2 separate regions of the Homo sapiens genome follow, and region 1 is linked to region 2. The links are chromatin loops, found by intact Hi-C in ENCODE. Cell type or tissue: Caco-2. All regions are shown on one strand. Each heading gives the region's core, and the rest is flanking DNA. Links, peaks and the distances in the headings are about the cores only. Region 1 holds the start of C6orf147 (chromosome 6 open reading frame 147). Region 2 holds the start of OOEP-AS1 (OOEP antisense RNA 1).

Evidence for each region. A loop is a pair of places that touch in the nucleus more often than their neighbours do. Peaks named below come from ENCODE experiments on the same cell type or tissue, not always from the same donor. Only the 100,000 strongest peaks of a DNase experiment are listed, where the experiment ranks them.
Region 1: a loop joins it to region 2, with 5 times the contacts of the local background. A loop is called at or near these places in 6 of 110 quality-filtered maps.

Annotation. Positions count from the first base shown.
Region 1 is chr6:73,298,324-73,312,539 of GRCh38, forward strand. It overlaps C6orf147 (chromosome 6 open reading frame 147), which reads right to left and starts at 12,055. Exons shown (of 5, transcript NR_027005.4): 1 at 11,983-12,055; 2 at 11,229-11,405. It overlaps LOC122539213 (KHDC1-KHDC1L), which reads right to left and starts at 11,836. Exons shown (of 7, transcript NR_173146.1): 1 at 11,229-11,836. It also overlaps a transcript of KHDC1 not described here and the pseudogene KHDC1-AS1. RefSeq lists enhancers at 9,065-9,692, 11,354-11,423, 11,944-12,203. In Caco-2, for the core only: CTCF peaks have their summits at 10,924 and 12,088 (motif pointing left); DNase peaks (open chromatin) are centred at 11,178, 11,588 and 11,878; H3K4me3 peaks cover 2,288 bases.
Region 2 is chr6:73,367,601-73,382,876 of GRCh38, forward strand. OOEP-AS1 (OOEP antisense RNA 1) reads left to right here and starts at 2,104. Exons shown (of 2, transcript NR_174946.1): 1 at 2,104-2,485. OOEP (oocyte expressed protein) reads right to left here and starts at 2,297. Exons shown (of 3, transcript NM_001080507.3): 1 at 2,003-2,297; 2 at 1,606-1,785; 3 at 955-1,263. The coding sequence starts at 2,192. The coding sequence ends at 1,184. It also overlaps the pseudogene RPL39P3. In Caco-2, for the core only: no CTCF peak of the experiment used is centred there; a DNase peak (open chromatin) is centred at 7,801.

The sequences.
Region 1 (14,216 bases), core at 6,217-14,216, 66 kb before region 2:
ATTTCTCAATCCCATTTTCCTTGGCAAGAGTTCTTCCCATTACTAGGCTATTCCAATATAGACTAAGCTGTTGCCCTGGAAGGACTCTATACTTTGCAAATTTTTTTTTTTTTTTTTTTTTTTTTTTTTTGAGACAGAGTCTTGCTCTGTCACCCAGGCTGGAGTGCAGTGTCGCAATCTTGGCTCACAGCAACCTCCGCCTCCCGGGTTCAAGCAATTCTCCTGCCTCAGCCTCCCGAGTAGCTGGGATTACAGGCACCCGCCACCACACTCGGCTAATTTTTGTATTTTTAGTACAGACGGGGTTTCACCATGTCCGTCAGGGTCAGGATCACCTGACCTCAGGTGACCCACCTGCCTCGGCCTTGCAAAGTGCTGGGATTACAGGCTTGAGCCACTACGCCCGGCCTGTAAACTTTTAAGATGTTATTAGAGACAGGATTCCGCTCTGTCACCCAGTCTGGAATGCAGTGGTACAATCATAGCTCACTGCAGCCTCCAACTACTTAGCTCAAGCGATCCTCCCGCCTCAGCCTCTCAAGTAGCTAGGATTATATGGAGGAGCCACAGCCTGGGAAATTTCTAAGTAAACATATACTATTACACTCCTTACGGGGAGGAAGAGGAGGAGTGTGGGATGTCGAAGACAGAGGATGCAACTTGTAGAGAGTAAGTGAATGAAGGGGGAATTCCGGCAAGGAATTGCCGACTTGAGGCTGACTTCATCTTTCAGGGTCCACGAGGCTGGTGTCAGACCTATTGGGAGACCCTCTGCGTTAGTGAGAAAAACGGCAAGAAATGGGAGCACGCGGAAACCTCCAAGACTAGAGCCACCAGATGCCACCGACAGCACGCAGCTGGACCAGCACGGGGGAGGGCCTTCGTGGGTCGAGAGCTCGCTCGGGAGATAGTTGGTGCTTTTCTTTCAGGAGAAGAATCCCTGGCGGAGTCTGACCGTTCTCTGGCGCACAGCCCCGGGGGTGGGCACAGCAGCCGCCCCTGCTGAAGGGACTGACGCCTCCGACGACCAGCAGCCAAGTTAAACGCACTGTTCCGTGAGCAGCTTTGTTGGAGACAGCGCGGTTCACATTCTCTTCCAACGGAGCCGCTGACTGCGGAGCTGGGAGGGGACGTGACAGAACCCAGCCATCCAACGTCCCCCCACCCCTCCCCAGCTGGGACCTCCGGCTGCTTCCGGGCTGCGCTGGGTGGCGTCAAGGAGCCGCCCCTCTGGGCCGCGTCCCTCCCTCACGCCCTGCACACTGGCCCTGTGTGGCCGGCGGGGCGCCTAAAAGGGCGGAAGGATGCAGGGGCGGAGGGGGCTCGGGATTGCACGCCTAGCTCAGACCCCCCAGCCAGGACCCCTCGCGCTGTTGGACACGCCAGCCTCCCGACCCTGCGGCTCCTACGGGAGGTGACAAGGACCCTGCCAACCTGGCCTGAATGGCCCAGTTTGATACAGATCAGGTTTTCAATGAATGAGACCGCGGTGTGGTCTAGGCGGAGGGATGAGAGGAGGGGATTCTGCTGGGATAAGTGGGGGCGGGGTAAGGAGGGGATTCTTTTCCTGGGCTGAGGAGAACGCAGGGACAAAGTACACAGGGGTAGTTGAGTGAGCAGGTGAGGCCCTAGGCTGGTTCCCCACCTTCTCAGGATCGGAGCCACTCACTTCCTGGTACTCTCTGCAGTCTCCTGGCGTTAAATAACATCCCTTTGCTGGAGACTCTGGATTCACATCCATAATCGCAGCCTCCCCTACTCATCCCCTCACGCTTCCCATGAACTAACCTTGAAGGACCCGACCAGAGCCCTGACCTCCGTCCCACACACCTGCTACATGGAAGGTGTTCTCCACATCAGTTCAAGGCAGTGTCACTCTTCAGGATGTTCAGGCTCTAAACCTTGGACTCCTCCTCCAGATTTCTCTCTCCTTCCTTCTCCTTGTCTCTCCCTTGCACTTACGGTTCACTTTTCCTTCGTAGCTTTGTAGCTCATTCCCCCTTCCACTTTCCACACCACCTTCTGGTCTGTTAATTAAATATTACCTGGTTTCCACTGACACCTTCCCTGGGTTCCCAATTGAAAATCACAACATCATCCTCCTCCTCTGCTTTTTTTCTCCAAATTATATCCTCACCCAATTATGTGTTATTCTCATTAATCTTGCTTAATTAATTAGCAGACATTATTAATGCCTGTTTCCCCTATCACCACCACTAGACTATGAACTCCTAAGGACTCCTTCCTTCCACCACTGTTGTACTCGCTTCACCTAGAACTGCTTGGCACATACAATGTGCTCCATAAATATTTGTTGAATGAAAGACTAGACACAACTTAGGATTCACTCCCCCATGTGGCATCCATAAGCCCTGTATGCAGGTAAAATGTCAGTGGGTTGACTAAATACTGGAAGTGGAAAAAACTTCACCTCTTTGGTTTGCAGTTGTCTAGGATATTTAGGCCAATGGAAAATCCAGTTTTCCTTAGAATTAAGCCAGTGCCGCCAGACTTGCCAGTTTACCATGCTTGTCTGACTGGTCCTCAGCATGGGTCATACGTGTCCAATGAATTCAAACAAAATCTTGAGAAGACACGAACCTTGCCCTTCGGCTGGGCGCGGTGGCTCACGCCTGTAATCCCAGCACTTTGGGAGGCCGAGGCAGGCGGATCACGAGGTCAGGAGATCGAGACCATCCTGGCTAACATGGTGAAACCCCGTCTCTACTAAAAATACAAAAAATTAGCCGAGCGTGGTGGCGGGCGCCTGTAGTCCCAGCTACTCAGGAGGCTGAGGCAGGAGAATGGCGTGAACCCGGGAGGCGGAGCTTGCAGTGAGTGAGCCGAGATCGCACCCCTGCACTCCAGCCTGGGCGACAGAGCGAGACTCCGTAAAAAAACAAAAAAAAAACCTTGCCCTTCATTCCCCATTTCTATCATAATCTACACAGAGTTTTGAACAGGCATTTTAAAATCAACAATATATTATTTACAATTTTGTTAGTATACATAACTCTAACTCACTGTTAAAAATCACCTGTCTTTATATCCATTAAATGACACTTGCATATGCTCCAATTTTTCACTAATGATTTCGAGAGCATTCTGGGACACAGGTGTCTGGACCTTTCATAAGTAAACAGAATTCCTAGCGACGGAATTGTGTATGCAGTATGGAAACACCTTATAATATACTGTCCTGGATATTGTAAAGGTGAACCAACATTCTGTTAAATTTAGAGCAAGTTGCAGAAAACTATATGATACTTAATTCTGTGCTATATGTATAATGGTTTCTTAGGGTTTTTTAAATTTTTTTTTTCTTAGAGACAGTGTCTCACTCTCTTGCCCAGTCTGGAGTACAGTGGCACAATCACAGCTCACTGCAGCCTCGACCTCCTAGGCTCAAGTGATACTCCCACCTCACCTCCCAAGTAGCTGGGACTACAGGCATGTGCCACCATGTCCAGCTAACTTTTTTTTTTATATAAGAGAGAGGGACCCCACTACGTTGCCCAGGTTAGTCTTGAACTCCTGGGCTCAAGCAATCCTGCCTCAGCCTCCCAAAGTGCTGGCACTACAGGCATCAGCCACTGCACCCTGTCTGCTGCCATATATAATGTACATTTTAAGAACTCTATATAGATTCATTTATGTATATGTTTAGAAAAAAATTCTGGAATGGGCTGGGTGCAGTGGCTCACACCTGTAATTCCAGCACTTTGGGAGGCCGAGGTGGGCAGATCATGAGGTCAGGAGTTTGAGACCAGCCTGACCAACTGGTGAAACCCCACCTCTACTAAAAAAATACAAAAATTAACTGGACATGGTGGCACACACCTGTAATCCCGGCTACTCAGGAGGCTGGGGCAGGAGGATCACTTGAAGCCAGGAGGTGGAGGTTGTGGTGAGCCGAGATCGTGCCATTGCACTCCAGCCTGAGCAACAGAGCGAGACTCTGTCTCAAAAAAATAGATAAAAGAAAAGAAAAGAAAATCTGGAATGAATCAAAATACAGTCATGCATCATTTAACAGGGATTCATTCTGAAAAATGCACTGTTAGGAGATTTCATAGTTGTGCAAACATTATAGAGTGTACTTACACAAACCTAGATTGTATAGCCTACTATACACCCAAGCTATATGGTAAAAGCTTATTACCCCTAGGCTACAAACCTGTATGGCATATTATACAACTGAATCCTGTAGGCAACTGTAATACAATGGGTAGTACTGTACCTTTTATAGGACTGGCAGTGCAGTAGGTTTGTTTACACAAGCATCATGCCAAACACTTCATGTGTTGTGCTGTCACCATTCTGATGGTTACGACGCCACTGTTATAGGAATTTTTCAGTTCTATTATAGTCTGATGGGACCATTATTGTATTTGAGGCCCATCATTGACTGAAATGTCATTATGTGATATAGATATATGAGATACTATTCAGCCTAAAAAGATGGAAATCTGGCCGGGCGCGGTGGCTCATGCCTGTAATCCCAGCACTTTGGGAGGCCGAGGTGTGCCGATCACATGAGGACAGGAGTTTGAGACCAGCCTAGCCAACATAGTGAAACCCGGTCTCTACTAAAAATACAAAAATTAGCTGGGTGTGATGGCGCACGCCTGTAATCCCAGCTACTCTGGAGGCTGAAGCACAAGAATTGCTTGAACCCAAGAGGCAGAGGTTGCAGTGAGTCGACATTGTGCCACTGCACTCCAGCCTGGGCAACAGAGTGAGACTCTGCCCCAAAAATAAAAATAAAAAGATGGAAATCCTGTCATTTTCGGTGACATGGATAAACTTGGAGGATATTATGTTAAGTGAAATAAACCAGGCACAGAAAGAAAAATATCTCATGCTTTCACCTATGTGTGGAATGTACAGAAGTTGAACTCATAGAGAATAAAATGGTGGTTACAAGAGATTTGGGGGTGGGGGGATTCAGGAGCCATTGGTGAAGAAACAACAGCTGTTCCATGAAGGTTCCCATTGATAAATGCAGAAGGAATGAGAGAGAGAGAGAGAAAATCACCACTGGACCACAGTAATCATTGCCTCAGGCAAAATTGACCCCTGATGCTAAAACTCACGGGTGATGGTTTAGGCAGAAACAAGATATTTGCATAGTCTGAAGTATCTCCTCCACAATATTTAGTAATACAAATGGAAGAACCACAAGTTTTCAGTAAAGAACACAAGCAATTTCCTAGCCAAGTGATCAAAATTAACATCACCTGTCCTGAAATACGATGCACTGAGAAGGGCACATGATCACATCATTTTGTAGCATCCTTCTCAATAATGTATAGCTTCAGTCTAATCCTGAGAAAACATCAGACAAACCCAAACTGAGATGCATTCTAGAAAATAGCTGATATTCTTCAGAAGTTCCAAGGTCATGAAAGACAGGATAGACTAAGAAACTGTGAAAGATGAGACAAGACCAAGGACATAGGACAACTAAACATGATGTGGGATTCTGAATTGTATCCTAGAACAGAAAAACTAAAATCATGAAAAAAATGGTGAAATGCAAATAATTTCTTGGTTTTGAAAATTATTTTGTGGGCTGGGCACGGTGGCTCACACCTGTAATCCTAAAACTTTGGGAGGCCAAGGTGGGTGGATCACCTGAGGTCAAGAGCTCGAAACCAGCCTGGCCAACGTGGGGAAACCCCTTCTCTACTAAAAATACAAAACTTAGCCAGGCGTGGTGGCAGGCATCTGTAATCCCAGCTGCTCGGGAGGCTGATGCATGACAATCGCTTGAACCCAGGAGGCGGAGGTTGCAGTGAGCCAAGATCATGCCACTGCACACCAGCCTAGGTGACAGAGCAAGACTCCATCTCAAAAAAAAAAGAAAAAAAATTGTTCTACGGTTAGGTAAGATGCTAACATAAGTAGAAGCTGTGTAGTGGGTGTATTGAAACACTGTGATTTTTGAAATTCTTTTGAAAGTCTAAAATCTCAAAATTAAAAATGAAAAAAGTAAAGGTACAATGTATAAAATATCCTGCCACACATTAAAATACATACATATACATACATATAAAATATGCATATATTACATAAAATTTATTTGGGTAGAGCTGGAAGACTGAGAGCCATGAATGGGAGAGGCTTTTCATGTTTTATTTTTATAAATATATGTAATAGAGGCGGGGTCTCACTATGTTGCCCAGGCTGGTCTTGAACTCCTGGGCTCCAGAGATCTCTCCCACCTTGGTCTCCCAAAGTACTAGGATGACAGGCGTGAGCCACTGCGCCAGCCACTTTTGTTCACATACCCTTTTATATCTTCTGAATTTGCTACAATGACATATATTACATACTTTAAAACAAAAATTAAGTAAAATCAAAGAAAAGGTTGGCAACATAATGAGTGGATTGCTAGACTTAGCCTAATAATTGGCTCAGGTTTCACAGAACTGGACTGTGAAACAAGGTCCAGTTTCCTTTCTGAATCTATCAGTCACCAACATAGCTGGTCTGGGATGCGTTTTCTTTGGAGGTCTTTGAAAACTACTAAAACCCAAAGTATCAAGATATATCCTGGTAATATTTTTGCAATTCTGGGAACATATATAACAAATTGCATCCCATTCCAGTATTAAAATAAGTATAGAAGCCAGATGCAGTGCTTCACACTTGTAATCCAAGCACTTTGGGAGGCTGAGGTGGGCAGATCACCTGAGGTCAGGGGTTCAAGACCAGCCTGGCCAATATGGTGAAACTTCATCTATACTAAAAATACAAAAATTAGCTGGGCATGGTGGCAGACTCCTGTAATCTCAGCTTCTCGGGAGGCTGAGGCACGAAAATTGCTTGAACCTGGGAAGCAGAGGTTGCAGTGAGCCAAGATTGCGCTACTGCACTCCAGCCTGCCTAAGTGACAGAGCAAGACTCCATCTCAAAAATATATATATAATATAAAAAATATAGAGAGAGATAATAAAGAAACAAATTTGAAGTCATGGAATTCGCCTTTCTTAAACTGGTTTCAATGAAACTGTTATCTATTTTGTATTCACTACAATCATAAGGAGACAACATAGCATAAGAGCCAAGATTCAAACCTCAACTTTTCCATTTACTGGATGAGTGACTTTAGATAAGTTTTTTAGTTTCTCTGTGTCTGAAATTCAAGGCAGTAATCAGAGAACCAATCTCATGGGCTTCTTTGAATATTGAAGAAGAGCACACATCCAAAACAGAAAGGACCTGGCACTTGAGCAAGCCCTCAAAGGTTAACAAATAAATTTTTAAGATATTCTAGCTACTTTTAAAAGTTTTTAGCATTTAAGAGAATATAATATATTGGATTTTGATTTAATTATTATTATTTTTTGAGACATAGTCTCACTCTGTCACCCAGGCTGGAGTGCAGTGGCACGATCTTGGCTCACTGCAACCTCCACCTCCTGGGTTCAAGTGATTCTCCTGCCTCAGGTTCCCAAGTAGCTGGGATTACAGGAGCCCGCCACCACACCCCGCTAATTTTTGTATTTTTAGTAGAGACGGGGTTCACCATGTTGGCCAGGATGGTCTTGAACTCCTGACCTCAAGTGATCTGCCCACCTTGGCCTCCCAAAGTGATGGAATTACAGGTGTGAGCCACCACGCCTGGCCTCTGATTATTTTTAAATTGAGCAAATTATATTTTTAAGTCTGTAAGTTTTGGGTTATTAGTTATGAAAGCAGGTACATATGCATTTAGTGTTTTTATTGCGGAAATGTTAATTAGTAGTCATAAATTAAGTAATCAGGGATTAAACAAAATGAGTATTCTTTATCTTCAACCAGAATGAATCTTTCCATATAGCTCCCTGAATCCTCACCCTTCCTGCCTCCTGCTCCTACTTATACTCCTCCTTCTACCAGAAACTGCTCCCCTCCACCAGAGCTCTAAATCACAACCCCTCTGCTTTCACTGGGGCTTGGAGGCTGCTACCTCTAGACTCTCCCTCCCACTGCATCAACTCTGCCCTCCCTCACCCGACACCCCGAGTAATTAAGCTCCCTCTTCCCCCAGCCTCTCCGTTCCCAGCTATTTCCCCATCCCAACAAAAATTACCCAGGTTTTCCCATCCAGGAGCATCAGTTCTGCTTACTAAAAACGTCCACTAAACATATTCCACATGCATCCCCATTTAAATTTTTCAACTCACTCCAACCTGGTTTCTGAGAATCTCACTCCTGCAACTGAACTGCTTGTGCTAAAGCTAGCAGTGAGCCCTGTGGTTCACAAACCAAGGAGCTATTTCATGCCCTCATCTGACTGGACTGCTGGACAGAATTCCCCAGAATAGATAATACCCTCCTTCTAGCTTGGGGTGGGGGTTGGTGCCCCGGGGCAGTGGGGGTGGGAGTTGAAGACTATTTAGAAAATTTTCACTTAGCTGGGCGTGGTGGCTCATGCCTGCAATCCCAACACTTTGGGAGGCCGAGGCAGGCAGATCACGAGGTCAAGAGATCGAGACCATCCTGGCCAACACGGTGAAACCCCGTCTCTACTAAAAATACAAAAAAATTAGCCAGGTGTGGTGGCGCACGCCTGTAGTCCCAGCTACTCAGGAGACTGAGGCAGGAGAATCGCTTGAACCCAGGAGGCAGAGATGGCAGTGAGTTGAGATTGTGCCACTGCACTCCAGCCTGGGTGACAGACCAGGAAGAAAGAGAGAAAATAAAACTTTCACTTAAACCCCCAAACACTGTGAGAAGACACAACTACCTTTTGAAAATGTTTTTCCTTTTACCCTGGAAAGAACACTGATCAACACTAAACTAATGTAAATTATTTATTATATAACCATTAGAGCAGCCGGGCAAGGTGGCTCATGCCTGTAATCCCAGCACCCAGGAGGCTGAGGCGGGTGGATCACGAGGTTAGGAGTTCAAGACCAGCCTGGACAAGATGGTGAAACCCCGTCTCTATTAAAAATATAAAAATTAGCCAGGCGTGATGCCGGGCGCCTGTAATCCCAGCTACTCGGGAGGCTGGCAGAGAATTGCTTGAACCCGGGAGGCGGAGGTTGCAATGAGCCGAGATCAGGCCACTGCACTCCAGCCTGGCGACAGAGCGAGACCCTGTCTCACAATAAATAAATAAATTAATTAATTAATTAAATAAAATCATTAGAGCATTATTTAAAAGCTGGAGTTTGCAATTACTTAAACCATTACAGATTTAAGAACAATTGCCCACACACACATCCATTTCCCTGTCCTCATCTTTCATGGCACAAACAGAACTGGGGTCTTGGCCTCTTGATCCCCAGGCCAGCAGGCTTTCCGCAAGCAACGCCGTCCCTGCCTGAGATTCCCTCAGGCCCCAGCCTTAAACGGAGTGCCCAGAGGCCCATGAAGAACCGTGCAACCGCCTGGCTCGTGCTCTGGCTAAAAAGAGAGCAGCTGATCATATGCATGCCTTGTGGAGATGACCCTAGAGCTCTGATTTTTCAACAGCATGCATCCACATCACCTGGAGGTCTTCTTAAAACACGGGTCTCTGTGCCTCACCCCCAGAGTTTCTGATTCTGTGGATGTGGGGTAGGCGACAGAGTTTGTTGTTGTTGTTTGTTTGTTTTTGAGACAGAGTCTCGCTCTGTCGCCCAGGCTGGAGTGCAGTAATGGTGCAATCCCTGCTTACTGCAACCTCTGCCTCCCGGGCTCAAGCGATTCTCCTGCCTCAGCCTCCCGAGTAGCTGGGATTACAGGCACCGCACCACCAGGCCCAGCTAATTTTTTTTTTTTTTTTTTTTTTGAGACAGAGTCTGGCTCAGTTGCCCAGACTGGAGTGCAGTGACGCGATCACGGCTCACTGCAAGTTCCGCCTCCTGGGTTCACACTATTCTCCTGCCTCAGCCTCCCGAGTAGCTGGGACTACAGGTGCCTGCCACCACGCCCGGCTAATTTTTTGTATTTTTAGTAGAGACAGGGTTTCACCGTGTTAGCCAGGGTGGTCTTGATCCCCTGACCTCATGATCCGCCCTCCTCGGCCTCCCGAAGTGCTGGGATTACAGGCGTGAGCCACCACGCCCTGCTGCAATTTTTGTATTTTTAGTAGAGATGGGGTTTCACTATGTTGACCAGGCTGGTCTTGAGCTCCTGACCTCGGGTGATCCACCTGCCTCAGCCTCCCAAAGTGTTGGGATTACAGGAGTGAACCACCGCGTCCGGCTTTTTTTTTTTTCTTTTTGGACAGGGTCTCACTCCGATTGCCCAGGCTGGAGTGCAGTGTCACGATTTTGGCTCACTGCAGCCTCGACCTCCCCGGGCTCAGGTGATCCTCCCGAGTAGCTGGAACTTCAGATGGGTGCCACATAGCCCAGCTAATTTTTCATATTTTTTTGTAGAGACGGGGTTTCACCATATTGCCCAGGCTGTGACTTCTGGGCTCAAGCGATCCTCCCACCTCGGCCTCCCAAAGTACTGGGATTGCAGGTGTCAGCCACCGCACCCGGTAGAGTTTTTTGCTGTTGTTTTTTGTTGGTTTGTTTTTTGTTTTTTTGTTTTTTCTTGAGACGGAGTCTCGCTCTGTTGCCCAGCCTGGAGAGCAGTGGCGCCATCTCGGCTCACTCCAACCTCCTTCTCCCAGGATCAAGCGATTCTCCTGCCTCCGCCTCCCTAGTACCTGGGATTACAGGCACGCGCGCCAGGCTAATTTTTGTATTTTTAGTAGAGATGGGTTTCACCATGTTGGCCAGGCGGGTCTGAAACTCCTGACCTCAAGTGATGGGCCTTGGCCTCCCAAAGTGCAGGGATTACAGGCGTGAGCCAACGCGCCTGGCAGTTTGCATTTTTAAGGAGTTCTCAGGTGATGCTGATTCTGCTGATCGCGGGACTCCGCTTTGAGATCAGCTCTCCTAGGGTATCTAAGTGACGGGGCAGACCCGCAAAAGAGATTTAGTGGAAGATGGCCCCCTAGAGGAGCTGGCCTGGGATTCCTGGGACTTCTAAACCTACAGTGCACAAATGTCCTAGATTTTCCACCTTTGGTTGCTTCTAGCCACAATCTTCCTTCCCAACCACATCTTGCCCTTTCTACTCACAAACCAGGAGGCACACCCAGGGTTTTTTTTAACATGGTGATTTGCAGAACTGTCCTAGGCCTTCAGACTAAGGAGCTGGAGTGATCCTGAAAGATCCCGGAAGCGAAACTCGCCTTTCCGGGCACCTGGGTGAAGGAAGCTTTTCCTACCAGGGCCCCTAAAGCCACTCACCTCGATTTCTGCGGATCCAAAGGTGGAAAGACACTGTCCCGATCAGGAGCATCGCAAGGGTCTGGAGAAAGGGCCATCCATAAATGAAGATCAGGACTCCGTATTCTGAGACTGTTTCAATCACAAATAAGACTCGGAACAGCCTCTGGAAGGCCGACAGCATTTCGCGTTTCTGGCCTGGGAAAGTAAGGGTGCGCTAAGGCACGAGTAGTACAGCTCCTCCCGCCACCGCAGAGCCCGCCGGCGGGAAGAGACCAGACACCGACGGAGAAGCGAAGTTCAGGACGCGAAGGAAAGGGCCACTTCGGGTCGGGGTCAACCCAGACTGGACCAATGCACAGTCTAGGTGGATTAACGCGCCACCGCGAGAAGTGGGCACGGGACCACATGCGGCTGGCAAGACGTCCCAGGGCTCAAGCTCCAGGCTCGGTCACCAAACAACGGTGATAACATCCACAACGCCACGTAAACCATCTTTGGGCCTTGATCGTTTTCCAATAACCGACTGAACTGAGGGCGTGACCAAACGACAAGAACCGGAGGAGAGGACCCGGAGAACGGAGCAGCATCCCGCCGCCCGCCTCCAGGAAAGCCCGAGGCACTGTAGCAGGAGGGTCTGGGCTCCGCGCCTTAATTACACCGCCCTGGACCCGCCTCTTCCGCCGCTCGCTCCTCTGACCGGCACCCGAAGGTGCTGTCCCGCCCACGGACTCGCTCACACTCCGTTTCTTCGATCCTTTAGACGACTTTTTACCGTTCAGGGATGCTCTCCGTTACCGCCTCTGCCATTTGGTTGCCCTCCCTGCGGTCCAAGGGCCTGGAACACTCCCCAGGGCTGCCAGGCCAGCGCTTTCCAGGGGCTCCAGCCTACAGCGCCGCCACCTGGGGCTGGAGCCAGAAACGCAGGGGCCGGGGGCTCACCGGCTGCCAAGTAGAGGGCGTCGAAAATGGGGCTGGGTGTGTAAGAATGCTTGTGATTTTTGCACACTGATTTTGTATCCCGAGACTTTGCTGAAGTTGCTTATCAGCCTAAGGAGATTTCGGGCTGAGAAGATGAGGTTTTCTAAATATACAATCATGTCATCTGCAAACGGACAATTTGACTTCCTCTTTTCCTAATTGAATATTCTTTATTTCTTTCTCCTGCCTGATTGCCCTGGCCAGAACTTCCAACACTATGTTGAATAGCAGTGGTGAGAGAGGACATCCCTGTCTTGTGCCAGTTTTCTAAGGGAATGCTTCCAGTTTTTGCCTATTCAGTACGATATTGGCTGTGGGTTTGTCATAAACAGCTGTTATTATTTTTAGATACGTCCCATCAATACCTAATTTATTGAGTGTTTTTAGCATGAAGCGCTGTTGAATTTTGTCAAAGGCCTTTTCTGCATCTATTGAGATAATCATGTGGTTTTTTTTCTTTGGTTCTGTTTATATGATGGATTATGTTTATTGATTTGCATATGTTGAACCAGCCTTGCATCCCAGGGATGAAGCCCACTTGATCATGGTGGATAAGCTTTTTGATGTGCTGCTGGATTTGGTTTGCCAGTATTTTATTGAGGATTTTTGCATCGATGTTCATCAGGGATATTGGTCTAAAATTCTCTTTTTTTGTTGTGTCTCTGCCAGGCTTTGGTATCAGGATGATGCTGGCCTCATAAAATGAGTTAGGGAGGATTCCCTCTTTTTCTATTGATTGGAATAGTTTCAGAAGGACTAGTACCAGCTCTTCCTTGTACCTCTGGTAGAATTCGGCTGTGAATCCTTCTGGTCCTGGACTTTTTTGGTTGGTAGGCTATTAATTATTGGCTCAATTTCAGAGCCTGTTATTGGTCTATTCAGGGATTCAGTTTTTTCCTGGTTTAGTCTTGGGAGGGTGTATGTGTCCAGGAATTTATCCATTTCTTCTCGATTTTCTAGTTTATTTGCATAGAGGTGTTTATAATATTCTCTGATGGTAGTTTGTATTTCTGTGGGATCAGTGGTGATATCCCCTTTATCATTTTTTATTGCGTCTATTTGATTCTTCTCTCTTTTCTTCTTTATTAGTCTTGCTAGCTATCAATTTTGTTGATCTTTTCAAAAAAGCAGCTCCTGGATTCATTGATTTTTTGAAGGGTTTTTGTGTCTCTATCTCCTTCAGTTCTGCTCTGATCTTAGTTATTTATTGCCTTCTGCTAGCTTTTGAATGTGTTTGCTCTTGCTTCTCTAGTTTTTTTAATTGTGATGTTAGGGTGTCAATTTTAGATCTTTCCTGCTTTCTCTTGTGGGTATTTAGTGCTATAAATTTCCCTCTACACACTGCTTTAAATGTGTCCCAGAGATTCTGGTATGTTGTGTCTTTGTTCTCATTGGTTTCAAATAACATCTTTATTTCTGCCTTCATTTCATTATGTACCCAGTAGTCATTCAGGGGCAGGTTGTTCAGTTTCCATGTAGTTGAGCAGTTATGAGTGAGTTTCTTAATCCTGAGTTCCAGTTTGATTGCACTGTGGTCTGAGAGACAGTTTGTTATAATTTCTGTTCTTTTACATTTGCTGAGGAGTGCTTTACTTCCAACTATGTGGTCAATTTTGGAATAAGTGCGGTGTGGTGCTGAGAAGAATGTATATTATGTTGATTTGGGGTGGAGAGTTCTGTAGACGTCTGTTAGGTCTGCTTGGTGCAGAGCTGAGTTCAATTCCTGGATATCTTTTTTAACTTTCTGTCTCATTGATCTGTCTAATGTTGACAGTGGGGTGTTAAATTCTCCCATTATTATTGTGTGGGAGTCTAAGTCTCTTTGTAGGTCTCTAAGGACTTGCTTTATGAATCTGGGTACTCCTGTATTGGGTGCATATATATTTAGGATAGTTAGCTCTTCTTGTTGAATTGATCCCTTTACCATTATGTAGTGGCCTTCTTTGTCTCTTTTGATCTTTGTTGGTTTAAAGTCTGTTTTATCAGAGACTAGAAATGCAACCCCTGCCTTTTTTTGTTTTCCATTTG
Region 2 (15,276 bases), core at 3,366-11,365:
AAAAAAAAAAAAAAAAAAAAAAGGAATGAATAAAGAAAAATGTAAAACTGAAACAAAGAAAATATTCAACATCACCTCTAATCAAAAAAGCACAATTAAAGAGACTTGTGAGTTTAAAACGCTTGCAAAAGGCTAGAATACTTTATTGCCAAGGAGTGAATAAATTCCATGAGTCAAACCAATCCAAACTGTGCTTGAACCCACAGGGCTTTTGGCACCTTTCGCCCCAAAAATTCTACTTCCAGAAAGTGGGGCGGCAAGGATAGGAGCTGTTTTGCAGAGATTGGTAATTTCAGTACAACACGTAGTGGAAAAACAACCTGGCCCATGCCGGACACCCGTGCAGCCTCGCCTTGTAGAAAAAGGTAGACAGCCGGCTCCAAGGCAGGGCGCCATCCACGAGCCAAGGTGCCTGGGAACCCTGCTCTTCCGTGGTAAATCGAAAACTACCATTAATGAACGCTGACCGCCCAGGCTTGCTTCTTGCAACGTCATCCTCTGCCCAATGGATGCCCCACTCCAGGAAAACGCACAGCTGGTGCTCTTCGGGGGATCAATTACCAGCTTCAAAGTGAGAGCCTCAGATAAGCTGCTTTAGTAGTATGTGTGAGCTCATCAGAAATGAAATTTTAAGCCCCACCCCAAAAGTACTGAATCAGAATTCTCTGGAGAAGGAGCCAAGGAAATTGTGTTTTAACAAGCTCCCAAGGTGATTTCTTACAAGCTTTAAAGTTTGAGGACCAATTATGTAAAAACAAAACAGATCACCATTTGTGAGGTTATCTGCCCCTGCATATCCGCTCCCTGTGGGTGAGGGCCTCTCTCTGACCAGAAAATCATAAAAGGATTAGGAGTTTCAAAATGATGGGAATTCAGGAAAAAAAAACAAAAACAAAAACCTACAAAACTATCACCTGCCCACCCTTCATATCAAAACATGAGTGGGAGTCAATCTTTTATAAATTTGCTTTATTATAAGTGTGTGAAGATCTTAATGCTTTTGGCAAAATAGCCATTTCTTTATTAGAATAGTTCAAACTCACTCTTGCAACAAAATAAACCACAATCCATCAAGACACAGGAAAAAGGAATACGGGGATTTAAGAATGCTATACTTGCTTTTCTTCAACTTTAGCAGCAAAAGTTAGAAAGTTAAGATGTTCCCAACAGTAACTATGTTGTCTTAAGCAACAGGATCCTGGGGAGAGTGGGGGTCTGATGCATGGGCCTTCAAGTTCTTCTCAAGGTGTTTCATCTTCTCAGCTGGAAGAGAAGCAGTTGATACTAACCATGGACAGGGACAAGTGTTTGCTGTTTCGAACTACTCCGTGACTGGGAGTTGGGGAGGAGAGAAAGATCTGCGATAGTGCTGTAACCCAGGTGAGGCTGACTTGGGCAGTGATGGGTCTGAATCTATCAGATCTCTGCTGACTTTCCCAAGGTCCTACCCCAGGATCCCCTCCCAACAAACTTCGTACAGCTAGCTCCCTGGGGTCTGGAAACCAAGAAATTTTGAGAAGGTTAAGGGAGGATGGAAGGAAACCGAGCAAGGCCAGTATGGTCACTCGTGGCTTCCTCCACATGCAGGTTCTCAAAGACCCTCACCTCGGGCACGATGTTCTCGGTGAAACCATGCCAGGCACAGGAGCATGCTCTTCACCCGATTCTGTACACGGGGCCGCCCGAAAACGGTGATTTCGACTAGGTTCCCTGAGTCCACTATGTCCACTGTCAGCAGGGCCTGGCTCGTCCACTCCATTTCTGGAATTATGGCTCGGTCTGGGCCTAAACAAGTAAGGAAAAACTCTGAGGGGCTGCACGGTGGCAGGTTAGAAGCTGGATTTGAAGGGAATGTTGGCCAGGGAAGGGAAGAACTGGAAGGTGGGCATCACTGCAACACTCCTGGCTTGCGAATCTGGGAAAGAGACTGTAGAGAGCTGCTCTGCCAAGCCTCTCTCAGACTGGAGGTGGACAGCCCACTAGCACACCTGGGGTCGCTCACCAAAGAGCTCGTCTGCCAGCCATGCCTCTAGGTAGAACACCAAAGGGTCTCTCAGTTCCTGCACCGGAAACCACCAGGGCCGGATGCGAATCTGTGGCGGCGGAAGTGGTAACCTACGCAGCTGCTCCAGGGAGTGGGCCGGAGTCTGTTTGCCCCGCTGGGACTCAGCGGCACCAGCATCATCGACCATACTGGGACCAGCAGCCGCGGAGCGCGCTCGAGGCGGCTTTCGCAAGACCTCTTCCAGACCCAGGCGCGAAGCTCGGGCTCTCTTTTACCATATTCGACCCGCTCCGCCCCTTCCGGCGGCGCCTCGCACCGCGTCGGGGTGAGCGGGTGCAAGCGACGCCCCGGCATAGCGGCACCATTGGACACTTCCTGCGCTGCTTCAATCGCCGGGATTGCCTCTTTGACCTTGAACTAGTATTCATTTGGCCTCCTGTTGGGTCTCCAATGCTCTCCTTCGTCATCTCTGCTCGTAAGGTATGCTTAGCCTGAAAGTCCTCTGCCCACCTTATAGCTGATTAACAGTGTGAGTTTGAATTGACGACTCTATTAATAGACTGGGAATCACCTTTGCTGGCTAGGTTAAGGTTTCATCGTTGCCTCCCAAAGATAGGTATATCGGACCCAGGGCAGGCTTGTTCAATGTGTCAGTTTTCTCTGTTCTGCTCCCTGTTGTTATCTTCTGACTCTCCGGATGGTTACCATTTTTAAATCATTCAAGCAAGTGTGTCATGTTTTAAACAACACGTCAGAGGTGGTCTTATAGAACATGTAGCAAGTTAGACAATTTTCCTTTATTTCCAGTATCCTAAGACAACCATTATCGATGGACATTTTTTCCCAATGTTTGTAATTTTAATTAAAAATTTGGATTATGAAAGGTTTCACACATCCAAAAAAGTAATATAACACGGCCATGTACCCTCCCCGAGTTTAACAGATGTTGACATTTCCCCACATTTGCCTCACTCCTCTGTTTTTAAAACAGATATTACTCAAGCATCTTTCCTTTCCTTCTCCAGAGGAAATCATCCTGAAGCTAGTGTGTATATATCATCCCCATGCATGTCCTTACACATTTTCTACTATATTTGTAGAAATATTGTTTGGTTGTTTCAGAATAGTATCTGCTGAATATACTATTTCGTTCTTACAATTAACTATGTGTTTGTTTTAAAACTTCTATTTTTCTGAGATAGGTCTCACTCTCTTGCCTAGGCTGGAATGCAGTGGCACGATCTCGGTTCACTGAAGCCTCGACCTCCCAGGCCTAAGCGACCCTCCCATCTCAGCCTCCTGAGTAGCTGAGACCACAGGCACCTGCCACCACACCCAGCTATTTTCCAGCTCTTTTTGTTGTTGTTGTTGTTTGTCTGTTTGTAGAGACAGGGTCCCACTATGTTGCCAGGCTGGTTTTGAACTCCTAGGCTCAAGCAGTCCTCTCACTTTGGCCTCCCAAAGTGCTGGGATTACAGGCGTGAGCCACCACAGCCAGCATAGAAGAAAAAACTCAAAATAGTGAAAAGCATGTTCCAGACTCCACATGATCATCTAGGACTGTGTGGAGGTTCCAGTTTTCTGCCCCTGATCCCACCCCCTCTCACCCTCAATGGTTTCTGAGAAAACTTGACTATCAGGTGTGCAGGGCATACTTACAGGAAAACAAGATTTAGCTATGGCTCTGATGCAATAAACATTTAAAACCTTAACCTGGCCAGGCAAGGTGGCTCATGCCTATAATCCCAGCACTTCGGGAGGCCAAGGCAGGAGGATCACTTGAGGTCAGGAGTTTGAGACCAGCCTGACCAACATGGAGAAAACCGGTCTCTACTAAAAATACAAAAATTAGATGGGTGTGGGCCAGACACGGTCACTCATGCCTGTAATCCCAGCACTTTGGGAGGCTGAGGCGGGCAGATCACCTGAGGTCGGGAGTTCGAGACCAGCCTGACCAACATGGAGAAACCTAGTCTGTACTAAAAATACAAAAGATTAGCCGGACATGGTGGTGCATGCCTATAATCCCAGCTACTCAGGAGGCTGAGGCAGGAGAATCACTTGAACCCAGGAGGCGGAGGTTGTCGTGAGCCAAGATCACACCATTGCACTCCAGCCTGGACAACAAGAGCAAAACTCTGTCTCAAAAATAAAAAAAAATAAAAATAAAAAAATTTGGCCAGTGTGTGGTGGTTACCTGCAATCCCAGCTACTCGAAAGGATGAGGCAGGAGAATTGCTTGAACCCCAGAGGCAGAGGTTGCAGTGAGCCAAAATGGCACCACTACACTCCAGCCTGGGCTACAGAGTGAGACTCCATCTCAAAAAACAAACAAAAACCCCTTAACCTAATCAAGGCCAGATATTGTGGCTCGTGCCTGTAATCCCAGCCCTTTAGGAGGTGGAGGCTAGCAGATCGCTTAAGCCAAGGGGTTTGAGGGTGCAGTGAGCCATGATCACACCACTGCACTCCTGCTTGGGTGACAGAGCGAGACCCTAAAAATAAACCTAAAAAAATTAAAGCCTTAATCTAATCATGAGACGCACTTACATTACTGTAGACAAAGAATATTTTACCCAGCATGTATAGAATTTTAACAGCTTCTTTAGGGGGACTGTGGTGATCTGAGCCACACAGGAATAAGTTAACTTCTCTCAAATTCCACTTCCTGGTGTGGAAAAGATGGCACCCCATTATCTTGTGGGGATCTTCTGCCATAAACCCCACATAAATCCCCAGCATGCTGGACACCGTGAAGCAGTTAGTCTCAGATACAACTCAGTCTCAGGTGTAGCCCAACAGTGGCTAGTTCAGTTATTTCTTCCTCAAGGAAGAAATGATCCTGTGGGATTACTGCTCTCCCCTGAGGAAAGAACCTCCCTGCTCAGTGAGAGGCCAGAATCTGATTCGCAAGTGTTGGTTTCGCATCTCTCAGCTTTGGGGAGACCGATAGGCCTTTGCACCTGAGCCTGCCAAAACAGGAGGGCTATTGTGCAAGAAAACCTTTTGGGAGCTCAGTCAGTCACGTGGGCCTCCTTGGAAGCCTGGGGACAAGTGGGCAGTTTTCCCGAGTGCATGGAAGCCAACACCAGAGACTGAGGTGGAGAGATGCACTGAGCCAACTTGGCTGGGTTAATAGAACACTTTTCCCGCCATCTGGGTTAGCTTCTTGGGGTGCCAGGGATCCTGCAGTGGGCCTGACGCCAGCCCGAGATCAAAATGGGAAAGCGGCCAGAGCAAACTGACGTTTCACAGAGCTCTTAAGGGCCGGAAGATTCTTTCTCACCTTCTCTTTTTCTTTCCTTTTTTTTTTTTTTTTTTTTAAAAACGAAAGGCCTCACATATTTATTACTGAATCCAGCCAACCAACGTGTTCATAACAGATTCAGAGAGGAAAACACGTCGAAATCTCCAGATAGTGGTGACATTTTCAGCTTGATATGGTAACATGATCGTGACCTTCAGACAGCATAAATATGTGTGCCATCTCATGTGCAATTCCTTATAGACCCAGCTTGGTTCTTCTCCAATGTCTCCTTTTGGAGTTGTACCTGATTTTATTTCCAGTTTTCATCCGAATCCACTGGGGAATGGGACGATTTTGCTTTTGTTTCTTGGCCAGGAATCGCTTAATCCTGAAAGTCTTGTGAGAAGACATGGCGAGCAGCGGAGTCAAGAACACACCACGATGGCGGAGAAAGGAAGAGGGCTCCTTCTCTTCTTTTGTTTTCTTTTTTGAGACAGGGTCTCACTCTGTCACCCAGGCTAGAGTGCAGTGGCACGATCTCAGCTCACTGGGTAGCTGAGGCAGGTGCATGCCATCACACCCACTGTAGAGACAGAGGTCTCCCTATGTTGCCCAGGCTGGTCTCGAACTCCTGGGCTCAAGCAGTCCTCCTGCCTTGGCCTCCCAAAATGTTGGACTACAGGCATGAGCCACTGCAACTGGCCAGGGCCAGAAGATTTTAAGTATGCAATTATTTTTTATTTATTTATTTATTTAGAGACGGAGTTTTGCTCTTTTGCTCAGGCTGGAGTGCAATGGCGAATCTTGGCTCACTGCAACCTCCGCCTCCTGGGTTCAAGTGATTCTCCTGCCTAGGCCTCCCAAGTAGCTGGGATTACAGGCATGCACCACCACACCCAGCTAATTTTGTATTTTTACTAGAGGTGGAGTTTCACCATGTTGTCCAGGCTGGTCTCGAACTCCTGACCTCAGGTGATCTACCCACCTCGGCCTCCCAAAGTGCTGAGATTATAGCCTTGAGCCACTGCGCTTTGCCAAAAATATATTTTTTAAATATATTTTTAAAATATATATACATGCCTGTAATCCCATCACTGGGAGGCTGAGGCGGGAGGATCACTTGAGCTTAGGAGTTTGAGACCACCCTGGGCAACATAGAGAGGACCTGTCTCTACAAAAAATAAAATAATTAGCTGGTTGTGGTGACATGCGCCTGTAGTCCCAGCTACTCGGGAAGCTGAGGAAGGATAGCCTGAGTGCACAAGGTCGAGGCTGCAGTGAGCTATGATTGCACCACTGCACTCTAGCCTGGGTGACAGAGACCCCATCTCTAAAAAAATAAAATAAAGATAACGTACAATTTTATGTATTTTTTTAATGGAGGAAAGGGGCTCCATTAAAAGTACCTGGAGTCTATGAAAGTCGTAATGCCTGGCTGCCTTCATCCAGTGATGTGGAACCCCAGAGGCCCCAGTATGACTAGGCCCTTTCCAGGACCCACTCCCATGTGTTTGCCCAGCTTTCCACTTCTGTGGTACAGAGCCAATCAGATCTACAGGACCAAAACTTGAAGCCAATCCCAATCCTACCAGCAACAAATGATGATGGTTGCAGAGATGGTAAAGAAGGCTTAGATTCCAGGCCTGCCCCCAGCCCTGAAATTGTAGTCAAACACATACTTCTCCTTTCACCTTACCTTCTCTGTATATTTGCCTGTGTGATCATAGTCTGGAGTTTTTTGTTTTTGTTTTTTGAGATGTGGTTTCACCATATTGTCCAAGCTGGTCTGGAACTCCTAGGCTCCAGCAACCCTCCTGCCTTGGTCTCCCAAAGTGCTGGGATTACGACATGAGCCGTGCCCAGCCTAGCCTGGAGTTTTTACTGGAACTATTAAAATATGTCTCCTAATCGTTGTTTTGATTTACTGATGGGGGAAGGGAGACTGATCTCATACTTAACTATTTATTTACTTATTTATTTATTTATTTTTGAGACAGAGTCTCGCTCTTGTCGCCCAGGCTGGAGTGCAGTGGCGGGATCTTGGCCCACTGCAACCTCCACCTCCCAGGTTCAAGCTATTCTCCTGCCACAGCCTCCTGAGCAGCTGGGATTACAGGCTCCTGCCATCCATTCCCGGCTAATTTTTGTACTTTTAGTAGAGACGGGGTTTCGCCATGTTGGCCAGGCTGGTCTCAAACTCCTGACCTCAGGTGATCCACCCACTTCAGCCTCCCAAAGTGCTGGGATTACAGGCATGAGCCACCACACCCAGCCAACTCTTCTTTTAAAAAACAGACTTTCTTTGCTGACATACTTGAGTAGCTTTGGTTGTATTTAAGGTGAAGCTGAGCTTTCTAACCATTTCTAGAATCCCCTCCAAGGCACCTCTTTACTAAGAGAACTAACCTTTTCCCAGCTGAGAGAACAGAAAGTAAAAATTAGATTAGTGAGCCTAGAGGGATGGCTCAGGCCTGTAATCCCAGCACTGTGGGAGATAGGAGGACTGCCTGAGGCCAGGAGTTGGAGACCAGCCTGGGCAGCATAAGGAGGCCCTGTTTCTACAAAAAAATTAAAAATTAACCCGGTGTGGTGTCTCATGCCTTGTAGTCCCAACTACTCTGGGAGCTGCAGGCAGGAGGATCCCTTTAGTCAAGGAGTCAGAGGCTGCAATGAGCTATGATGGCACCATTGCACTCCAGCCTGGACTCTCTTTTCCTTATATATAAAACATATATATGCTTATATATAATATATATAGCTTATATATTATATACAGTATATATTTATATAAAATTAAGTTTTATATAACTATATCCTGAGAGAAAAGAGAAATCTGCCATCATTTATAGCAGGTTGAGACAGACACAGATAAAACCAGCTGCAAAACTAAATTTCTCCCAAAGACATGCTGCAGCTGTAAATTGTCATAATGATCTCCCTTTTTTTTTTTTTTTTTTGAGATGGAGTCTCACTCTGTTGCATAGGCTGGAGTGCAGTGGCACGATCTCTGTTCACTGCAACCTCTGCCTCCCAGGTTCAAGTGATTCTCCTGCCTCAGCCTCCCGAGTAGCTGGGATTACAGGCACCCGCCACCACGGCCAGGTGAATTTTTGTAAAGACGGGGTTTTACCATGTTGGCCAGGCCGGTCTCGAACTCTTGACCTCAAGTAATCCACCCACCTCAGCCTCCAAAAGTGTTGTGATTACAGGTGTGAGCCACCGCACCCAGCCGATCTCCCATTTTTGAATGACTATTATGTTCTTACTCAGTGAGAAACATTATTCTCTAAAATTACAGACTATCAGAAAATGTACTATTTAAATTTATTTATCAGTAACAATGAAACATCCATTCTTGCCTGGAGGATCTAAGTCACTTTATTTATTTTTTAATTTTGTTTTTCTTTTTTCGTTTGTTTTTCTAAGTCACTTTGATACAGAGAAACAGCCTTAATTGACAACTCAGTCGCAGCTGTTTTGGACAAGGGGTTGTTTTTTTTTTTTTTTTTTTTTTTTTTTTGAATACAACATTCCACATCTATCTCAATTAAGGACCCTGGGTTCACTTCACTGTCAAGATCTGATGCTGATCCTTATACATACAGCCCAACGAAACATGATTTTATTTATTTATTTATTTATTTGAGACGGAGTCTGTTGCTCAGGCTGGAGTGCAATGGCAAGATCTCAGCTTACTGCAACCTCCACCTCCCGAGTTCAAGCAATTCTCCTGCCTCAGCCTCCAGAGTAGCTGGGATTACAGGCGCCCACCACCAAGCCTGGCTGATTTTTGTGGTTTTTGTTTGTTTGTTTGTTTGAGATGGAGTCTCACTCTGTCACCCAGGCTGGAGTGCACTGGTGCGATCTCGGCTCACCGCAACCTCCACCTCCCAGGTTCAAGCGATTCTCCTGCCTCAGCCTCCCAAGTAGCTGGGATTACTGGTGCCTGCCACCATGCCTGGCTAATTTTTGTATTTTTAGTAGAGAAGAGGTTTCACCATTTTGGCCAGGCTGGTCTCGAACTCCTGACCTCAGGTGATCCACCCGCTTTGGCCTCCCAAAGTGCTGAGATTACAGGCGTGAGCCACTGCACCCAGCCCATGATTTTATTTCTCTCTTCCTCTCTTCCCTAAAATTGTAAAAAAATTTATTGTTGGTGAGATGCCCTATGGTTCTTTGGCTACATCCTTATATAATTGTGTTTTACCATTAGACTTCCATTTTCTTTCATTGTGCCATTGCCAGTTAACACAATTAGCTAGACATATGTGGTCTTATTACCATGGGAGAGAGAAACTGACTACAATCTTAAGCCAGCCTTGGTGTAAACTTTAAAGGCACATCCAAGGAAGTTTCTAGAGCTGTTCTATTTGCTGAAAATATAATCCTGTGAAAACTGTAAAGATGAGACACAAACTGGAGCCAAAACCTCAAGACCCCTTTTAAATGTAGGCAGCATGTTTTGCTTCAGCTGAGAGAGAACTATAGGGCTCTGCTCACAAAGCAATAGGGGTGAGTAGTTTCTGGGACGGCTTTATTATCTGCCTCAGGAGTAGATAAACAACCTGCTCATGCATGCAAGTCACCACACCTCGAACTTTCTCAAGTTCTCGTGAATATACCATTTCTACTTTATGAGTGAACTGTGCTATGCAACTTCCTCTCTACTCAAATGTTTCTCTGATATCACCCAAGATGTGATAGGTATTTGTGGCCTCAAAATTAACTCATGTAAGTGAGTTTGTTGGGTCTGGTTTTGAACAACATACTGTAAAAAGCCAGCAATATTTTTATGTATTTATTTATATTTACTTGTATTGATTCATTCATTCATTGACAGAGTCTTACTCTGTCACCTAGACGGGAGTGCAGTGGCATAATCACAGCTCACTGTAGCCTCGACCGTCTGGACTCAAGCAATTCTCCTGCCTCAGTCTCCTGAGGAGCTGGAACTACAGGTGAGTGCAACCACACCTAGCTAATATTTTTTAAAATTATGTTTTGTAGAAACAAGTTCTTGCTATGTTGCCAAGGTTGGTCTTGAACTCTTGGCCGCAAGCGAGCCTTCTACCTTGGCCTTCCTGAAGTGCTAGGATTATGGGTGTGAGCCACCACCGCACCTACAACCTATAGCTGTACCAGGCAGCTTTCAAGTTAAAAACCTGAGTTTTCACCAAGTAACCCTATTTAATTTATGCCAAATGCTCCAGCCTGCATATATTATTGTTACAAATTCTTCTTCTTCTTCTATTTTTTTTTCTTTTTTTTGAGATAGTATCTCACTCTGACACCCAGATTGGAGTGCAGTGGCATGATCTTGGCTCACCACAACCTCCACTTCCAGGGCTCAAGCGATCCTCCCACCTCAGCCTCTAGAGTAGCTGGGATGACAGGTGTGTGCACCATGCCCAGCTAATGTTTTTGTATTTTGTTGTAAAGATGGGGTTTCTTCATGTTGGCCAGGCTGGTCTTGAACTCCTGAGCTCGAGCAATCCACCCACCTCAGCCTCCCAAAATGCTGGGATTATAGGCCTGAGCCACTGGGCCGAGCTACAAACTCTAAGATCATCTGAGCCAGCAGTTCTCAAATGTTTGGGTCCCCCTGCTCTTAAAAATCATTGAGGCCAGGCATGGTGGCTCATGCCTGATCACACCACTGTACTCCAGCCAAGGTGACAGAATGAAACTCCAACTCAGAAAGAAAATCTATATATATATGTTGAGTACCAGCAGGGCGCAGTGGCTCAGGCCTGTAATCCCAGCACTTTGGGTGGCCAAGGCAAGTGGATCCCTTGAGGTCAGGAGTTTGAGACCAGCCTGGCCAACATGATGAAACCCCATCTCTACTAAAAAATCCAAAAATTAGCCGAGCGTGGTGACATATGCCTGTGGTCCCAGCTACTTGGGAGGCTGAGGTAGGAGAATTGCTTGAGCCCAGGAGGTGGAGTTTAAAGTGGGCCGAGATTTCACCACTGCACTCCAGCCAGCCTGGGCAACAGAGCCAGATACTGTCTCCAGAAAAAAAAAAAAAATTATTGATTACCCTAAAGAGCTTTTGTTTTGTAAGGTATAGATACTGATATTTACTATATTAGAAATTCAAACTTTGAGAAACCTAATTCAATGACTATAACTCACGTTAACATGGATAACCTTTTAATGAAAAATGATTATGATTATGATTATTATTTTTTGAGACAGGGTCTCTGTCACCCAGGCTGGAGTGCAGTGGCATGATCTCGGCTCACTGCAACCTCTACCTCCAGGGTTCAAGCAATTATCCTGCCTCAGCCTCCTGAGTAGCTGGGATTACAGGCGTGCGCCACCACGTCCAGCTAATTTTTATGCTTTTGTAGAGACAGGGTTTCACCATGTTGTCCAGGCTGGTCTCAAACTCCTGGGCTCAAGCAATCCTCCTGCCTCAGCCTCCCAAAGTGCTAGGATTATAGGTGTGAGCCACCATGCCTGGCCTGAAAAATAATTTGTTTCTCAAAACAAATTCAGTGGCCTGGCCAGGCATGGTGGCTCACGCCTGTAATCCCAGCACTTTGGAGGCCAAGGCGGGTGGATCACTTGAGGTTAGAAGTTTGAGACCAACCTGGCCAACATGGTGAAACCTAGTCTCTACTAAAAATACAAAATTAGCCGGGCATGGTAGTGTGCACCTGTAATCCCAGTTAGGAGGCTGAGGCAGGAGAATCGCTTGAACCCAGGAGGTGGAGGTTGCAGTGAGTCAAGATTGTGCCACTGCACTCCACTCTGGGCAACAGAGTGAGACTCTATCTCAAAAAAAAAAAAAAAAAAAAAAAGTGGCCTTATTTTACATGTTTGTAAATCTGTTTAATGTCTGGCCTAATAGACAACAGCTGGTTTCTCATATCTTTTTTTGTTTTTTAATGGTTTTTAAAAATTGAGACAGGGTTTTGCTATGTTGCCCAACCTGGTCTTAAACTCCAGAGCTCTGAGCTCAAGCAGTCTGCCCACTTCCAACTCTGAAAGTGCTGGGATTACAGGCATCAGCCACCATGCCCAGCCTCATATCCTATTCCAAATTAAATCTGTTGCAATATGTTGTTTTGACTGAAGAAAATCCAGCCTCACACAGATATTTAGATAATTGTGGACACTATTCTTTCTACTATACCAACACTCAGCAAACGGTAGCTTCTTACACTTTGAATGGCTTTTTTATTCGTGCATGATTTTGTAACATCACTCATTAGTCGTTAGGAAAATATTGGTTTATTGAAATATTTAATTTTCCAAATACTGACTCATTTCATTATACAGTATAATAAAAAATCACATTGATTAGTACCACCACCAATCTCATCAGAAAAATGTAATAATTGGGAAGGTGTCAAGACAGTGGTGATACAAGTTTTCCAAAATTCTTTTTTTTTTTTTTTTTTTGAGACAGGGTCTCGCTCTGTTGCCCAGGCTGGAGTGTGGTGGTGCAATCTCCACTCACTGCAACCTCTGTCTCCTGGGCTTAAGCGATTCTCTCATCTCAGCCTCCTGAGCAGTTATTGAAATGCACCAATAACAATGCTAATGAGTGTTCATAGTAGTGTTTTTCAACATGGAAATAAACAGAAATGACCAAATGTCTATCTATAATAGAATGGATAAATTGCGGCAGATCCATACAATGAAATGTTATATACCATTGAAAATTAATAAACTACTCCCAACATGAGTGAGCTAAAAGACACTATAGGATTCCATTTATATAAAGTTCAGAAAGTAAGCAAGTTTGATGTGGGTGGTTGTTACATCACTATTACTTTGAAATTTTCTTGAGCGTCACACTTAATGATTTATATAATTTTTAGTAAGCAGATTAAACTTTGAGTTGTTTTTTGTTTTTAAAGAGGACTTTAGAGATCTAGACACCAAATATGATTAGTCTCAACAGATTGTGATTTATCTACACATTAGAAACTATATGGTAGAGAGGCTAGAGAAGATGAAGTAAGTTGAGTCACATTTGGATGTTGATTAATACAATCAAGGCCAGGCACAGTGGCTCACGCTTGTAATCCCAGCACTTTGGGAGGTCTAGGCGGGTGAATCACTTGGGGTTAGGAGTTCGAGACCAGCCTGGCCAACGTGACTAAACCCTATCTCTACTAAAAATAATAATAATAAAAAAATTTAGCTAGGCGTGGTGGCGGGCACCTGTAATCCCAGCTCCTTTGGAGGCTGAGGCAGGAGAATTGCTTGAACCCAGGAGGTGGAGGTTGCAGTGGACCAAGATTGCACCATTGCACTCCAGCCTGGACAACAAGAGTGAAACTCCATTTCAAAAAGAAGAAAAAGTCAAAAAGATGAAACAAAACAAAAAAGTGTTAAAAAAAAAAAAAAAAAAAAAAAGAAGAAGAAAAAGAAGAAGATGGAGTAAGTTCCAGAACATAAAAATAGCAGTGAATGAGAAGGGAGGTGGATAGGCCCAAGTTCACTCACAAGATTTGGAATTCAGGCTACTTGGATTTCAGGCTGAGTCTTTGAGGTATGCCTTCAGGCACCAGAGAGCTTCACTCTGGATACCTAGAGTAGCCCGGAGGAAGAGCTGAAGGCCAAGACCATATGTTGGCAAATCTCAAAATTGAAAGCTAGTTGAAGAAAAGGTGTTTTAGGTGGGGAAGGAAAGGTTGAGAAAGTTAGTCCTCACTTTGCCAAAAACTGCAGTGTTCCAGTAAAGCAGGAACAGACACTACTTTGCATAGGACTAAAGGTAAGCATGGGCTGAGGAATTCAGGATGGCCAGTACACTCTTCTTGGTAGCCTGAATGTCCAGGGAAAGAGGTGGGCCGGCGTGGGGGGACAATTAATATAAAAAACCAGGCTGGGCGCGGTGGCTCACACCTGTAATCCTAGCACTTTGGAAGGCTGAGGTGGGTGGATCACTTGAAGTCAGGAGTTCGAGACCAGCCTGGCCGACATGGCGAAACCCATGTCTACTAAAAAGGCAAAAATTAGCCGGGAGTGGTGGCACCGTGCCTGTAAACCCAGCTACTTGGGAGGCTGAGGCTGGAGAATCACTTGAACCCGGGAGGCAGAGGTTGCAGTGAACTGAGACTGTGCCACTGTATTCCAGCCTGGGTGATACAGTGAGACTCTGTCTCAAAAACAAAACAAAACAAACAAAAAACAAAGGATTGTAACTTTGGGTTTTTGTTTTTGTTTTTCTTTTTGGTTTGTTTTATTTTTGAGATAGGGATTTGCTCTGTCACTCAGGCTGCAGTGCAGTGGTGTGATCATGGCTCACTGCAGCCTTAACCTCCCAGGCTCAAGTGATCCCCCCGCCTCAGCCTCCCTAGTACCTGCGACCACAGGCATGCACTACCACACCTGGCTAATTTTTTTTTTTTTTTTTTTTTGAGATGGAGTCTCGCTGTGTTGCCCAGGCTGGAGTGTAGTGGCGTGATCTCAGCTCACCACAACCTCCGCCTCCTGGGTTCAAGTGATTCTCCTGCCTCAGCCTCCTGAGTAGCGGGGATTACAGGCACGTGCCACCATGCCCAGCTAATTTTTGTATTTTCAGTAGAGATGGGGTTTCACTATCTTGGCCAGGCTGGTCTCGAACTCCTGACCTCGTGATCCACCTGCCTCAGCCTCCCAAAGTGCTGGGATTATAAGCATGAGCCACTGTGCCTGGCCACACCTGGCTAATTTTTAAATTTTTTGTAGAGAGCGGGTCTCACCATGTTGTCCAGACTGGTTTCAAACTCCTGGGCTCAAATGATCCTCCTGCCCCAGCCTTCCAAAGTGTGAGGATTATAGGCATGAGTCACCACGCCCAGCCTACTATGTTTGTTTATTGTAGCTAGGACTACAGGCATGCACCACCATGCCCTGCTAATTTTTACTTTTATTTTTATAGAGATGGGATCTCACTATGTTGCCCAGGCTAGGCTTGAACTCCTGGCCTCAAGCAATCCTCCTGGCTCAGCCTCCCAAAGTGTGGTGAGCCAATATGCTCAGTGGTTTTTAACTTTTTTTTTTTTTTTTTTTTTTGAGA